Regions from separate parts of the Homo sapiens genome. Here all the other regions are linked to region 1. The links are chromatin contacts, found by Hi-C or POLR2A ChIA-PET in ENCODE. All regions are on one chromosome and are shown on one strand. The core of a region is the stretch at or near the end of the contact, and the rest is flanking DNA. Distances in the headings are between cores, read along the strand shown.

Region 1 (4,218 bases), core at 1,562-4,061:
GCAGCAGAACAAGGACCCAGCTGGCTAGGCGCAGTGGCCCACGCCTGTAATCCCAGCATTTTAGGAGGTGAGGCGGGTGGATCACCTGAGGCCAGGAGTTCGAGACCAGCCTGGCCAACAAGGTGAAACCTCATCTCTACTAAAAATATAAAAAGTAGCCAGGCGTGGTGGTGCATGCCTGTAATCCTAGCTACTCGGGAGGCTGAGGCAGGAGAATCGCTTGAACTCGGGAGGTGGAGGTGGCAGTGAGCCGAGATCACGCCACTGTACTCCAGCCTGGGAGACACAGTGAGACCCTGTCTCTAAAAACAAAACAAGGACCCAGCCTAGGGTGAAGGCAGTTCTGGAAGTGGAGCTAGGATGGGAGGCGTAGCCAACTGAGTGAAGGAAGACGGCAGGGAAGCTGTGCCACATCCTGGGTTCTTGTGGGAAGAACGGGAACAAGCTCCCCACCATAAGCAGAAACCAAACTCAGAAAGGCAGAGCAGAGCCCAGTGTGTGGTGGCTCACACCTGTAACCCCAGCACTTTGGGACGCCACAGTGGGAGGATTGCTTGAGCCCGGGAGTTTGAGACAAGCCTGGGCAACATAGTGAGACCTTCTCCCCTCTTCAAACCGACAGAAAAAAATTAACCGGGCAGCTGGACGTGGTGGTGCAGGTCTGCAGTCCCAGCTACTCTTGAAGGCTGAGCTGGGAGGATCACTTGAGCCCAGGAGGTCGAGGTTGCAGTGAGCAGTAATCCCGCCACTGCACTCTAGCCTGGGTGACAGATAAACACCCTGTCTCCAAAAAAAAAAAAAAAAAAAAAAAATTGGTGAGCCCCCAGGGTGGAAACAGATTAAGGAGCAACTATGTAACAAAGGCTGGAGCCAAGCCCCAGGGGAAGGCTCAGAACCAGGCGGCAGGGTCAGGATCGGGAGAGGAACCAGATCTAAGGATAGTGGGGCCCTGGTCTCCGCAGTAGGGGTTGAACTATATCCAATATAAAGCATTATCCAAGGGGACCGGATTAGCCCCCATGGGTGACACCAAGATGGGAGCGGGGGTGGGGGGTGATAAGAGACACAGGAGACAGAGTCAGGTCCCAGAGGCAGCAAGGCCTACCCCCAAATTGCAGTCAGGTTGGGAAGTAGAATCATGGCTAGGCCCGCGGCCCCGGGTCTTTCTCAGGCTCGGTCCCTGGCACGCCGCGGATGTCCGGCAGCAGGCGGCAGCCAGCCACGATGTCCAGACGCTCGGCCAGCGCACAAAGGTCCCCGCGCGCCAGGCGCACGCTGTGGGCCGCCGCCAGCCCCGCCGCCTGGGCTGCCGCCAGCCTACTAGCCAGGGCGGCCACGTCGCGGCCTGCACGGCGGTAGACACCGCTCACGGCGGCCGCCACGTCGTGGTCCAGCCGCGCCTGGCTCTCCGCCAGCCGAAGTTGCAGGAGCGAGCGCGCGGGGGCGGGCGCCGGGGCCTCCTCCGTGCCCCAGGCCTCCTCCGCCGATTCCCGCTGCACCACGAGTGGAGGCAGGTCCCTCGGCGCGGCCGTCGGTTCCGGCTCCGGCTCCGGCTCCGAGTCGGTCTCCGCGGCTTCCCCAGCCACCCGCAGCCCCGTGGGGCGGCCGCGCGTCGGGCCCGAAGGACCCAGGTACAGCTCCTCCTCCTCCGACGAGGACGCAGAGCGCTCGGAATCCGTCTCGGTCGCCTCCCCCGGCACCACCGTCTCCGGCCTCCGCAGGGGCCTCCGCCGACGACCCTGGGACGCCATGGCACCGAACTAGGGGAGAAGAGCGAAGGGACTGCACGTGAGACCGGCGCCGCGGTGGGTAAAAGGCGCAGGTCCTGGATTCCCAGCCCCTTCGCTGATTCTCTTAACGACTTGGTGTCAGCTGCTCCCCGTCTGGGCCTCAGTTTCCTCTTCTGTAAACTGGGTGATGATGGGGGTTACTGGACCCCAGGCTCTTCAGCGTACAGATGGGGAAACTGAAGACCAGCTCGAACAAGGATCTGGGGCCCGAGTTCCCGGAGTCCCAAGCCGAGGTCTTTACGAATTTGCCTCCTAGTAGAGGCCACACCCTCCACCTGGTCCACCATGCCAATCTCAGACCCGGAAGCACACGGGCCCGTGAGCTGCTCGGGACCAGCGCCAGAGTCGCAGAAAGGATGACAGTCCGACTGGACTCTGCTGGGGGCACTCATGGGATGGGAGAAGCGCTAACGCCAAAGACCGTACCCGGCAGCTGACGCTCGGAGCTTGCGAGATCCGCTTCCTAACCCGAGTGCTGCGTTCTCACCGTGGCAGCTGAAGGGCTGTGATTTCAACCAATAGGGGAGCGGGTTGGGCGGGCATTAGCGGCCAAGTCACGTGGATTCGCCCGGCTACCAATCAGGAAGCAAGTTCTCAGCATCAGCTTTGAGTGAGCGTGCAGAAGAGTCACATGAATGGAGGAACCGCCAATAGAGAAACAGCTGGGCCGGCTCTTCCAGGTTGTGCGACGAGGAAAGTCTGGAGTGGACCAATAGGGATTTTAAAAGCCGAGTATGTCACGTGTAACCAGTAATTTGGCCAATAGGAATGCTCGAGAACCCGGAAATAGGGAAGGGACGGCAGTAAGAGCAGAAGATGTTGCCACATGTGGCCAGAGAAGGCGTAGGCCCGCCCCCTAGTGTCCCAGGCTCACGCGCACACCACCTGAGTCCGGGGCGGGGAGGCGGGGCTAGTCTAAAACACCAATGGAAGCCGGAGTAGGAGGGCTCGCGCCATGACGCAAGAGGCGTGGCTTACCAAGCCTGGCCAATGAGAGCTGGAAGCGCTGGGCGCATCTTTAGGCGTGCGAGGAGGGGGCATGGCGGATACTGTGTTGTTTGAGTTTCTTCACACGGAGATGGTGGCTGAGCTGTGGGCTCACGACCCCGACCCCGGCCCGGGGGTGAGCGCCGGGCTCCGTGGGGAGGAAGCGGGGGCCACCAAGGTAACGCCTCTGGGAGAGCGGAGGGCGCGTCAGGCGTCCGGGTTCGAACCCGGCCCAGCCCCGGCCTTGCAGGGCAACGTCTGGCCCTGGCTTCCTCCTTTGGAAAGTGGCGTTCGCGACGGTGCCGGCTCGGGGTTATTGCTAAATTGAGCGCGATGATTCAGGGTAAAGCACTTAGCTCAAGGCCTGAGTAAGCGGCTAGTAATCATAATAATGCTGTTATTGGGCGTGTGCTGAGGACTCGCCTCCCCCACTTACTAGGTGTGCGACCCAATGACTTAATCTTTGTGTGTCCTAGTTTTCTCTTTTGTAAAATGAGTATCATAACGTACCTAAGCCTCAGCGTGGGACATTTATTTATTCGACACCCACTTATTGAGCGTCTGTTGTATTCCAGGCACCGTTCTAAGACAGAATCCCTTCCTTGTGAAGCTTACATTTCACTAGGGGAGTCAAATAATAAAATGAAATATGCCGGCTGGGCGCTGTAGCTCCCAGCACTTTGGGAGGCCGAGGCCGTCGGATCACCTGAGGTCAGGAGTTCAAGACCAGCCTGGCCATGGTGAAACCCCGTGTCTACAAAAATTAGCCGAGCATGATGGCGGGTACCTGTAATCCCAGCTACTCGGGAGGCTGAGACAGGAGAATGGCTTGAACCTGGGAGGCGGAGGTTGCAGTGAGCCAAGATTGTGCCATTGCACTCCAGCCTAGGCGACAGAGCGAGACTTGTCTCAGGAAAAAAAAAAAAGAGATAATGGGGTTTTGCCATGTTGCCTAGGCTGGTCTTGAACCCCTAGGCTCAAGTGATTCTCCCGCCTGGGCCTCCCAAAGTGCTAGGATTACAGGCGTGAACTACCGTGACTGGCCCGGGACTGTGTGTGTGTGTGTGTGTGTGTGTGTGCGCGCACGCGCATCCTGCTCGGTCGCCCAGGCTGGCTGGAGTGCAGTGATGCAGTCATGGCTCACTGCTGCCTCGACCTCCTGGGCTCAAGCGATCATCCCACTTCTCAGCCTCCCAAGTAGCTGGGACCACAAGCGCTGCTGGCGCCACCACACCTGGCTAATTTTTTGTATTATTATTATTTTTTTTAGTAGAGACGGGTTTTCACTGTTAGCCAGGATGGTCTCCATCTTCTGACCTCGTGATCTGCCCATCTTGGCCTCCCAAAGTGCTAGGATTACAGGCGTGAGCCACTGCACCCGGCCAATTTTTTTTTTTTTTTAGTAGATACGGGGTTTCACCATTTTGGCCAGGCTGGTGTC
Region 2 (4,598 bases), core at 1,647-4,146, 6.2 Mb before region 1:
GCAGAGGAGGGAGACGGGGCAGGAAGAGAAGACAGAGCCTGGCCAGTGAGAACTAGGGGGAGGAGGGTTGGACTCAGATCGACAGTGGTGACAGGGAGGGAGGAGGTGGGAATGTTCTCCAGCATTTGCGAAGACAGTGAAGCCATCCTGGAGGTGTGAGGAAGTTTGGGTTAGAGGAAAGAGTCTGAGTTTAGCGGGACACAGGCCATGTGAGGGCCTCGGGGATGCGGAAATGCAGCTCTGGTCTCAGGATAGAGGCCCTGGCAGGAGATAGCACCTGGAGACTTGGTTCTGAGGGCAACAGAGAGCCGTGGGAGGGTTTGGAGCAGAGGAGGAGCAGGGTCAGATGTATCTGAGGCTGCAGGCAAGACAGAGTGGAAGGAGCCAGGAGGCTGGGGAGGAGGAAGCCTGCTCTGAAGCTGTGGCCATCAGAGGTGGGGCTCTCGGAAAGGTCACCTCACCCTCCTCCAGGAAGTCTTCCTGGCTTTGTCTCACAAATTTGCTCCCACATTTTTAGCTGGGAATGTTTTCTCCAGCTTCCCCCTGGGGGTGGGGAGGGCAGGGATCAGGCTGGGCCTCTCTGCAGATGGGACCAGCTAATGAAGAGAGTGGGATGAGGTGGGCAGCTCAGCCACCACACTGGGGTTGAGGATCTTGGCACCTCCCTCTGGGTCTGGCTCCCTTCCCCTCCCAGGAAGCTAAGCTACCAGTCCTGTTGGACTCGTCTGACCCGGGAGGGATGGGTGCAGTCCTGGGTCTCTCTCCAGTGTCCTTTCAGTGAGGCCAGCACCATGGACAACCCACAGGCTCTGCCACTCTTCCTACTCCTGGGTAAGTTCCCTGCTCAGTCCCTTCCCTGTCAGTCTCCCTCAGCAGCCTCCCCCAATGCCTTCCTCTCTTCTCTGCAGCCTCCTTGGTAGGGATCCTCACCCTCAGAGCCTCTTCTGGACTTCAGCAAACCAACTTCTCCTCTGCCTTCTCTTCAGACTCAAAGAGCTCTTCCCAGGGGCTGGGTGTGGAAGTTCCCTCCATCAAACCTCCCAGCTGGAAAGTTCCAGATCAGTTCCTGGATTCAAAAGCCTCTGCTGGAATCTCTGATTCCAGCTGGTTTCCTGAGGCCCTGAGTTCCAACATGTCTGGGTCCTTCTGGTCAAATGTTTCTGCTGAGGGCCAAGATTTGAGCCCGGTTTCCCCCTTCTCTGAAACCCCTGGTTCTGAAGTATTTCCTGATATTTCGGATCCTCAAGTTCCTGCCAAAGACCCCAAGCCTTCCTTCACTGTTAAGACCCCAGCTTCAAACATTTCTACTCAAGTCTCCCATACCAAACTGTCTGTTGAGGCCCCAGATTCAAAATTCTCCCCGGATGATATGGATCTTAAACTCTCTGCCCAGAGCCCTGAATCCAAATTTTCTGCAGAGACCCACTCAGCTGCAAGCTTTCCCCAGCAGGTGGGGGGCCCACTCGCTGTGCTGGTGGGGACCACCATCCGGCTCCCCCTAGTCCCAATCCCCAACCCTGGGCCCCCCACCTCTCTGGTGGTCTGGCGCCGGGGCTCAAAGGTGCTGGCAGCTGGGGGCCTGGGGCCAGGGGCACCTCTGATCAGCCTGGACCCTGCTCACCGAGACCACCTGCGATTTGACCAGGCCCGGGGGGTTCTGGAGCTCGCCTCTGCCCAGCTGGACGATGCAGGGGTCTACACGGCTGAGGTCATCCGGGCAGGGGTCTCCCAGCAGACTCACGAGTTCACGGTGGGTGTGTATGGTAAGTGGGCCCTGGCGTCCGGCGTGCAGGCGGCAGGGGCTGCTCTGCTCTGCCAGGCTTTGGGCAAGTCACGGTGCTGTGGGGTCCCTGGATAGGAGAAGAGGACTTCTGGGTTGAGGAAGGGAGAAAAAGAGCTAGAGGTCAAGGCAGGGGTGTCTGAGCAAAGGTGGACCTGGGATGGAGACTCCTGGGAGCCTGAACTCCCAGGTCTGAGGGAGGAGGAGGAGGCTAGGAGCCTCTTCTGGCGAACTCCTGGGTCCCGGAGAGGAGGTGTCTGGGGGCTCAAACTCATAGGTTTATGAGAGGAGAGGGATGGGGGCTGAGACTCCAGGGGCTTAGAGGGAGCAGCGGCTGGGGTTCCCTCTAAGGGGACCAAAGATGGGCTCCAGGACTGGGTGGGTCCTGAGCCCATTCTCCCTCTCCCAGAGCCCCTACCCCAGCTGTCGGTTCAGCCCAAGGCTCCAGAGACAGAGGAGGGGGCGGCCGAGCTCCGGCTGCGCTGCCTGGGGTGGGGGCCAGGTCGCGGGGAGCTGAGCTGGAGCCGGGACGGACGCGCCCTGGAGGCGGCGGAATCGGAGGGAGCCGAGACGCCCCGGATGCGCTCAGAGGGCGACCAGCTGCTCATCGTGCGCCCTGTGCGCAGCGACCACGCCCGGTACACTTGCCGCGTCCGCAGCCCCTTCGGCCACAGGGAGGCTGCCGCCGACGTCAGCGTCTTCTGTGAGTGGGGGATGCCTCGGGTCGGGGACAGGGGGTCCTTGGGGAGAAGCGGGCTGGGGACCCAGTCTCCGGGAGTCCTAGCGGCGTCCCAGGTGACCCTGACACTCGCGGTCCCGACCCCTCCTCCCTCCAGACGGCCCGGACCCGCCGACCATCACGGTCTCCTCGGACCGCGACGCCGCGCCTGCCCGCTTTGTCACCGCGGGCAGTAACGTGACCTTGCGCTGCGCCGCCGCCTCGCGGCCGCCCGCCGACATCACGTGGAGCCTGGCGGACCCGGCCGAGGCCGCGGTGCCCGCGGGGTCGCGCCTCCTGCTGCCCGCGGTCGGACCGGGCCACGCAGGCACCTACGCCTGCCTGGCGGCGAACCCGCGTACCGGCCGCCGCCGCCGCTCGCTGCTCAACCTTACAGTGGCGGGTGAGAGGCTGGAGCGGGAGTAGGGGAATGCCTGGGAGAGGGGCGGGGCCAGAACGAGGGCGGGGCTAGAGGAAAGGGGCGGGGCCAGCAAGGAGGAGCAGCATACCGGTGGGTGGGGCAGGGCCAGCGGGAGGGCGGGTCACCAAGAAGGAGCTGGGATACCCGTGGTGGGGCGGGCCAGCGCGGAGGGGCGGAGACACCTAGGATAAGAGGCGGGGCCAGAAAGAGGATAAGGGAAGGAGCCAAATAGAGTGGCAGGGATGACCAGGACTGACGGGCCGGCCCAGCACTGAGAGGGCGGACATTCCTGGGCATGGAACACTCGACAAAGTCGACAAGCGGAGTTAAATGGCAAAGAGTGGGAGTTAGAAAAGGAAAGAACTAATTTGCTTAAGTGGGATCAGCAAAGGGAGAAGTTACCTGGCAAGGGGGGCGGAGTCACCAGGGAAAGGGGCGAGGTCATTTAGAAAGCGGGCAGAATTGTCTTAGAAAGGGGAAGGGGTCCACAAGGAAGGGCGGAGATATCTGGGAAAAGGGGAGGCTTCTCGGAGTGCAATCCAGGAGGGGGCGAAGTAACCTGGCAGAAGTGGGTGGAGCTGGAAAGGAAGGGGCTGAGTTACGTTTGGGAAGAGAAATATCATTGTGTGAAGATGCAGTTTTCTTAAGAAAGTTGGGCAGTCAGCAGGGCTGCGGGCTACCCACTTAGCGAGGAAGTTAATGGGAAAAGGGAACGGGATCGCAGGAAAAGTGGGGAGTGTGAGCGCCTATGGGGTGGGGCTAGTGAAGAAGGGTGGAGTCACCGCGCGGGGAGGCGGGGCTGGAGAAGAAATGAGAAAGGGACTCCATCTTCATTCTCTCCCTTCTCTCCGCAGACCTGCCCCCCGGGGCCCCACAGTGCTCAGTTGAAGGGGGTCCCGGGGACCGCAGCCTCCGCTTCCGCTGCTCGTGGCCCGGCGGGGCCCCTGCTGCCTCCCTGCAGTTCCAGGGTCTCCCCGAAGGCATCCGCGCCGGGCCAGTGTCCTCTGTGCTGCTGGCGGCCGTCCCCGCCCACCCCCGGCTCAGCGGCGTCCCCATCACCTGCCTTGCTCGCCACCTGGTGGCCACGCGTACCTGCACAGTCACGCCGGGTGAGAGGGCGCGGGGCTTTTTTGCTGTTTCTCGAGGAGGAGGGAGACTTTTTCTTTGGTCCTTCGAAAATTCTGAAGGGGTATGGGGTACGTCCTTAGTCCAAGAAAGAGGCAGGACTTCACTGTCTTCAAACTAGAAAAGGGACAAAGATTTTCCTATACCTCATGGTGGCGGGGTGCAGGGATGGGGGTATTTTTCTGGACACAGGAAGAAGGCCATCACTTTCACACGTGTTCAGAGAGATAAAGCAGTGATATTTTAAAAAGTAACAAGGCCGGGCGCAATAATCGCAGCACTTTGGTAGCTGGGGGCGGGAGGATTGCTTGAGTCTAGGAGTTCAAGACCAGCCTGGGCAGTGTGGCAAGACCCAGTCTTGTAATTATTATTGCTACAAAATAATAATAATAATAAAGAAGAAAGAATAGCTGAAAATAATATGAGTTTCCCAGTACAGGGCCTGCGCCTATGGTATGTGTTCAATAAGTGTTTGATGAGGAAATCAGATAATAAATGAATGAATGAATGAATGAGCTAATGAGTGAGTAAATTGGCAGTTCTTTCTCAGGTGG
Region 3 (4,074 bases), core at 1-2,500, 6.2 Mb before region 1:
TGGCCTGGGTGCAGCCCCCACCAGGCCCAGCTAGCTCATCTTGCGGCTGGGCGGGGCCCAGGACTGCTGCTGCTGACCGCCTTGATAGGCTACACCGTGAAGAATGCGTGGAAGAACAACGTCTTCTTCTCTTGGTCCTATTTTTCTGGGTGGCTGGCCTTACCCTTCTCAATTCTCGCGGGTAAACTGGACAGCGGGAAGAGGGTGGAGGAGACTGCCCAGAAGACCCTCACCCCAGAGGCTCCCCAGCTGCCCTCCCAGGAAACCCCGGGGACCTCTCGGGGACTCCCCAACACACTAACGACTCCCGCAGACCCGGCAGAGACCCCCTTGGAGCCCCAAACCCCAGTCCCCGGGGCCCTCCCGGCCATCCGCCCCAGGGCCCACCTTCCTCTCCCTGCTCCGCACCCCCGTCCCCCCAGGCTTCTGCTTTCTGCTGGCAGACATGATCATGCAGAGCACCGACGCCATCAGTGGATTCCCCGTGTGTCTGTGACTGCAGCCTGCCTGGGGCAGAATAAAGGAACGGCTTTTTTTAGCGCTGCGGCTCCGCGTGCTTTTCTGCGGGTCGTGGGGACGCAGGCACGGGGTTGCATAGAGGCTCAGGGAAGACATAAGGACATGAACTCATAGGGAACGTGGAGACAGGGAGACACAGACATGGAGACACAAGTCTCCATGGATTGGGATGGGAACAGGGACATGTGGGAGGGGCGGGGCCAGGAGGGGACGTGGGCCTTTGGAGAGGGTGTGGAGAGGCTGTGGGGACGACATGGAGGTGAAGTAGAGACACGGACAGGGGAGGATACGGATATGGAAGGGACAGGGAACACGGGGATGGAGAGAGTGGAGAGACCGACGCGCGAGGATTCAGAGGCGTGGGAATACGAGTACCGCGACTTGGAGAGGCCGGGAAGAAGTGGGGGATCTGGAGAGGGAGAGCAGATCCGGGGATACCGGGAAGTGTTTATAGGACCGGGAGGATCTATAAACTCCGGGCGCGCTTCCCTCCAGTGCACGACCTTTCCCCTAGTTCTCTGCCCTGCCCTCTCCGCCAGGCCTTTCCTTCTCTCTCCAGGTCCCGCTCGCTCCCCGAGATCCGCTTCCCATTGGTTTGCATTGCTTGCCACACCTCCCTTCCTTCCGGCCTCTCGATTGGTCCTCTGTCGGGGAGGCGGGCTCTGCAGCGGTTGACTGGCTGACCGTGCTGCGCGCAGGCGCAGAGAGGGGCGCGGGGGGCGGGGGTGGTGGGGCTTCTGGACTGAGCCGCTGAGGGTGCGGGCTGACCCTGTAAGTGGCTGCGGCGGGAAGATGGCGGAGCTGCGCGTGCTCGTAGCTGTCAAGAGGGTCATCGACTACGCCGTGAAGGTGATCGGGCCCCCCTCTCCCACATCCCTGAGTCCCGCAGCCGTGTGCTTCCGGGGCCACGAGCGCACACTGGGTGGGGGTCTTCTCGTAACCCCCGACCTCTGCCGCTTTAACCCCCAAACGTCAAAGTCACCTGAGGGCAAAAATCCAAGAGTGAAGTTCTAACATCCGATCCCTCCGGGGTCACGGCCATGTTCTCTTTTCCCTCGTTCTGGATTCACTCTCTTGATAACTGTTCAGAGTGAGTTGCTTTCTCTATTTCTTACCCACTGGAAGAAGTCACGGTCCCTGTTTAATGCACGGAGAAACTGAGGCACAGAGAGGTCACCCAGCTAGAGAAGGGCAGAGCCGAGAGTTCTATCCAGGTTCCTCTGACTGCTTTCACCCACTAGGCTGCATTACTTACCATTGTACTCTTATATTACCCGAAATGTGCTATAGAGGGAGTCAGACAGGGTCCTGTGGGGCCCCAGAAGCTGCTTTCCACCCTCCATAGCCACAGGGTGAGCCAGGAGGCTCTAGCTAGGGAGAGAGAAGTGTGTTTGCTAGAGATGAAAGTTCAAGGAGCCAACCTGACTGAGCTGGGGGTAGCTCACATTCTCCATGAAAGAGGTGGGGGAGGGTGCTCTCAGCGCCTGGCTTGTTGTCCCCAGAGGGAAGCTGGTGTGGACAGAGGTGAATCAGACACGGTCTCTCAGGCCCGTTTCTCTCAATGCTTGGCCTGAACTGGACTGAAGATGGTGACTGTCTGTCCATGTCTGTCCTTCCCATCAGCCTGGGGACTTACCTCCGTGTCCCCAGCATTACCTAGCGCAGGGCCTGGCACCCTGGAGGCCTCAGGGTGGGCAAAACCAGGGTCACAAAGTTGACACTGATACTGCCCCTGCCTGCTTAGGGAGTGGGCTGGGGAAGAGGGTACAGGAGCCAGACTTGAGCATGAAAGTGTCAGTGATGATAGCAGCCAGCATTTAGCGGGTACTTACGTGGCAGGCATCGTTCCAAGTCCTTTGCAGAGATTAACCCATTCAGTCCTTTCAGTACCCTTTGTATTATTTATTATTTATTTTTATTTTTTGAGACGGAGTTTTGCTCTTTTTGCCCAGGCTGGAGTGCAATGGCGCAGTCTTGGCTCACTGCAACCTCAGCCTCCCGAGTTCAAGCAATTCTCCTACCTCAGCCTCCCAGGTAGCTGGGATTACAGGCATGTGCCACCACACCTGGCTAATTTTTTGTATTTTTAGTAGAGATGGGGTTTCACCATGTTGGTCAGGCTGGTCTCAAACTCCAGACCTCAGGTGATCCACCCGCCTGCCTCGGCCCCCCAAAGTGCTGGGATTACAGGTGTGAGCCACCGTGCCTGGCCGACCCTTTGTATTATTAATTCCATTGGATAGATGAGGAAACTGAGGCCTGTCAGATCTCCCAGCCAGTAAGTGGCAGAGTTACGATCGAAACCCCGGGCAAGTCTGGCTCTAGACTCTGCTCTCCCATCTCCCTCAATGCCCCCTGTCCTAATGATGCCTCTGGCAGCACATGACAGGGATGTCACCTGTAGCCCTTTTGAGACACATTCCTCTTGGGGTCCTGGGACCCAACACTTGGTTTCCTCCCTGCTCTGACTGTTCGTTACTGTCACATCTTTGGAGTCCTACAGCTCCCTGGGCCTCTTCTCTCCATCCCAGCCCTGGCCTTCCACGCCTGGCATGTCTGGGATTGGATCCGTCTCCCCCATGGTGCAGGCCCACGTTTGACTCAGCTCTGGTCCCAGCATCACTCAGCACAGAGCCTGGCACATGGATGTCTCTGGTGTGCTCAGGGAGAGAACAGAGGGGAAGCGTGAAGGCCGCGTTGAATCAGCTACTGTCCTTTCCAGAGGGTGCTGCCTTCCCCTCCCGCAGTGCCCCAGGGCTCCCTGCATTACATCCTGTCTCACTGGATGTGTCTGTTGATGTCCTTTTCAGAACAAATAAATGATTCAGACCCTGCCAGCTTCCTAAACACCAGATTAGACCTGGGTACTGTCCCACCCTCTTTCCCTTCTCCCAAAGCTGTCAGTTCTCCACCCCCCACCCTTCTTGCCCTATTGTCTCTTGGTGTCATTGTCTCACCTGGACCCTCACCCGGGTCCTCCCTCACTCCCAGTCTCTCCCTCTCAGCCCACCTCTACCCAGCCTTAGGGGCCTTTCTGCACCCAGAGCTCACCCTGCTCTCCCCTGCTCCCAGCCTGCCTGTGGCTCCCCAGCACCCTCAGGACAGAGTCGCAGCCCCTCTGCCTGGCATTTGGGATGCTTTGTGGTCCAGCCTCCTCTTCATGGTCTGCTTCAGCCGTCCACTTCCCTCCTTGGACCCTCCCTTACCCTTTGTGCTTCTGCCACTGTGACCTGCTCCTCCTGTCCTGACAGACCAGGCCGCGGCTTGCCCGTTCCATGCCTTCTTCCAGCACCACCCTCCTACCTCTGCTTTCTGTCCTTTGTCCTGCCCAACTCCAACTCATGGATTATATCAAAATCTAGTGATTCTCGGCCAGGCGCGGTGGCTCACACCTCTAATCCCTGCACTTTGTGAGGCTGAGGCGAGTGGATCAGTTGAGGTCAGGAGTTTGAGACCAGCCAGGCCAACATGGTGAAACCCCATCTCTCCTAAAAATAAAAAAATTAGCCAGGCATGGTGGCACGTATCTGTAGTCCCAGCTACTCGGGAGGCTGA

The links. Hi-C counts contacts between places; a loop is a spot of excess contacts on that map. ChIA-PET counts read pairs that join two places held with the same protein, here RNA polymerase II (POLR2A). Pooled maps may share reads with other maps.
Region 2: a map of naive thymus-derived CD4-positive, alpha-beta T cell shows a loop between it and region 1 (23-fold over the local background). The contact joins the promoter of VSIG10L-AS1 here to the promoter of TRAPPC6A in region 1. A Hi-C loop is called at or near these places in 1 of 168 maps with a recorded cell type or tissue (naive thymus-derived CD4-positive, alpha-beta T cell). POLR2A ChIA-PET finds 5 or more read pairs at or near these places in 1 of 52 experiments (Caco-2).
Region 3: a map of CD8-positive, alpha-beta T cell shows a loop between it and region 1 (11-fold over the local background). The contact joins the promoter of ETFB here to the promoter of TRAPPC6A in region 1. A Hi-C loop is called at or near these places in 1 of 168 maps with a recorded cell type or tissue (CD8-positive, alpha-beta T cell) and 5 of 50 pooled maps. POLR2A ChIA-PET finds 5 or more read pairs at or near these places in 1 of 52 experiments (PC-9).

What each region holds. Positions count from the first base shown.
Region 1 is chr19:45,176,830-45,181,047 of GRCh38, reverse strand. TRAPPC6A (trafficking protein particle complex subunit 6A) reads left to right here and starts at 2,811. Exons shown (of 6, transcript NM_001270891.2): 1 at 2,811-2,913. The coding sequence starts at 2,830. BLOC1S3 (biogenesis of lysosomal organelles complex 1 subunit 3) reads right to left here and starts at 2,264. Exons shown (of 2, transcript NM_212550.5): 1 at 2,217-2,264; 2 at 1-1,760. The coding sequence starts at 1,751. The coding sequence ends at 1,143. RefSeq lists enhancers at 50-551, 977-1,477, 2,018-2,337, 2,408-2,477, 2,490-3,433 and silencers at 1,358-1,667, 2,838-3,057.
Region 2 is chr19:51,338,318-51,342,915 of GRCh38, reverse strand. VSIG10L-AS1 (VSIG10L antisense RNA 1) reads right to left here and starts at 2,896. Exons shown (of 5, transcript NR_186316.1): 1 at 2,199-2,896; 2 at 1,742-1,850; 3 at 931-1,066. It overlaps VSIG10L (V-set and immunoglobulin domain containing 10 like), which reads left to right and starts at 777. Exons shown (of 10, transcript NM_001163922.3): 1 at 777-831; 2 at 909-1,763; 3 at 2,190-2,483; 4 at 2,617-2,901; 5 at 3,774-4,028. The coding sequence starts at 792. RefSeq lists silencers at 2,743-3,012, 3,663-4,002.
Region 3 is chr19:51,363,564-51,367,637 of GRCh38, reverse strand. It overlaps ETFB (electron transfer flavoprotein subunit beta), which reads left to right and starts at 1,250. Exons shown (of 6, transcript NM_001985.3): 1 at 1,250-1,368. The coding sequence starts at 1,312. CLDND2 (claudin domain containing 2) reads left to right here. Exons shown (of 4, transcript NM_152353.3): 3 at 62-181; 4 at 423-540. The coding sequence ends at 496. RefSeq lists silencers at 1-134, 405-454 and an enhancer at 684-1,643.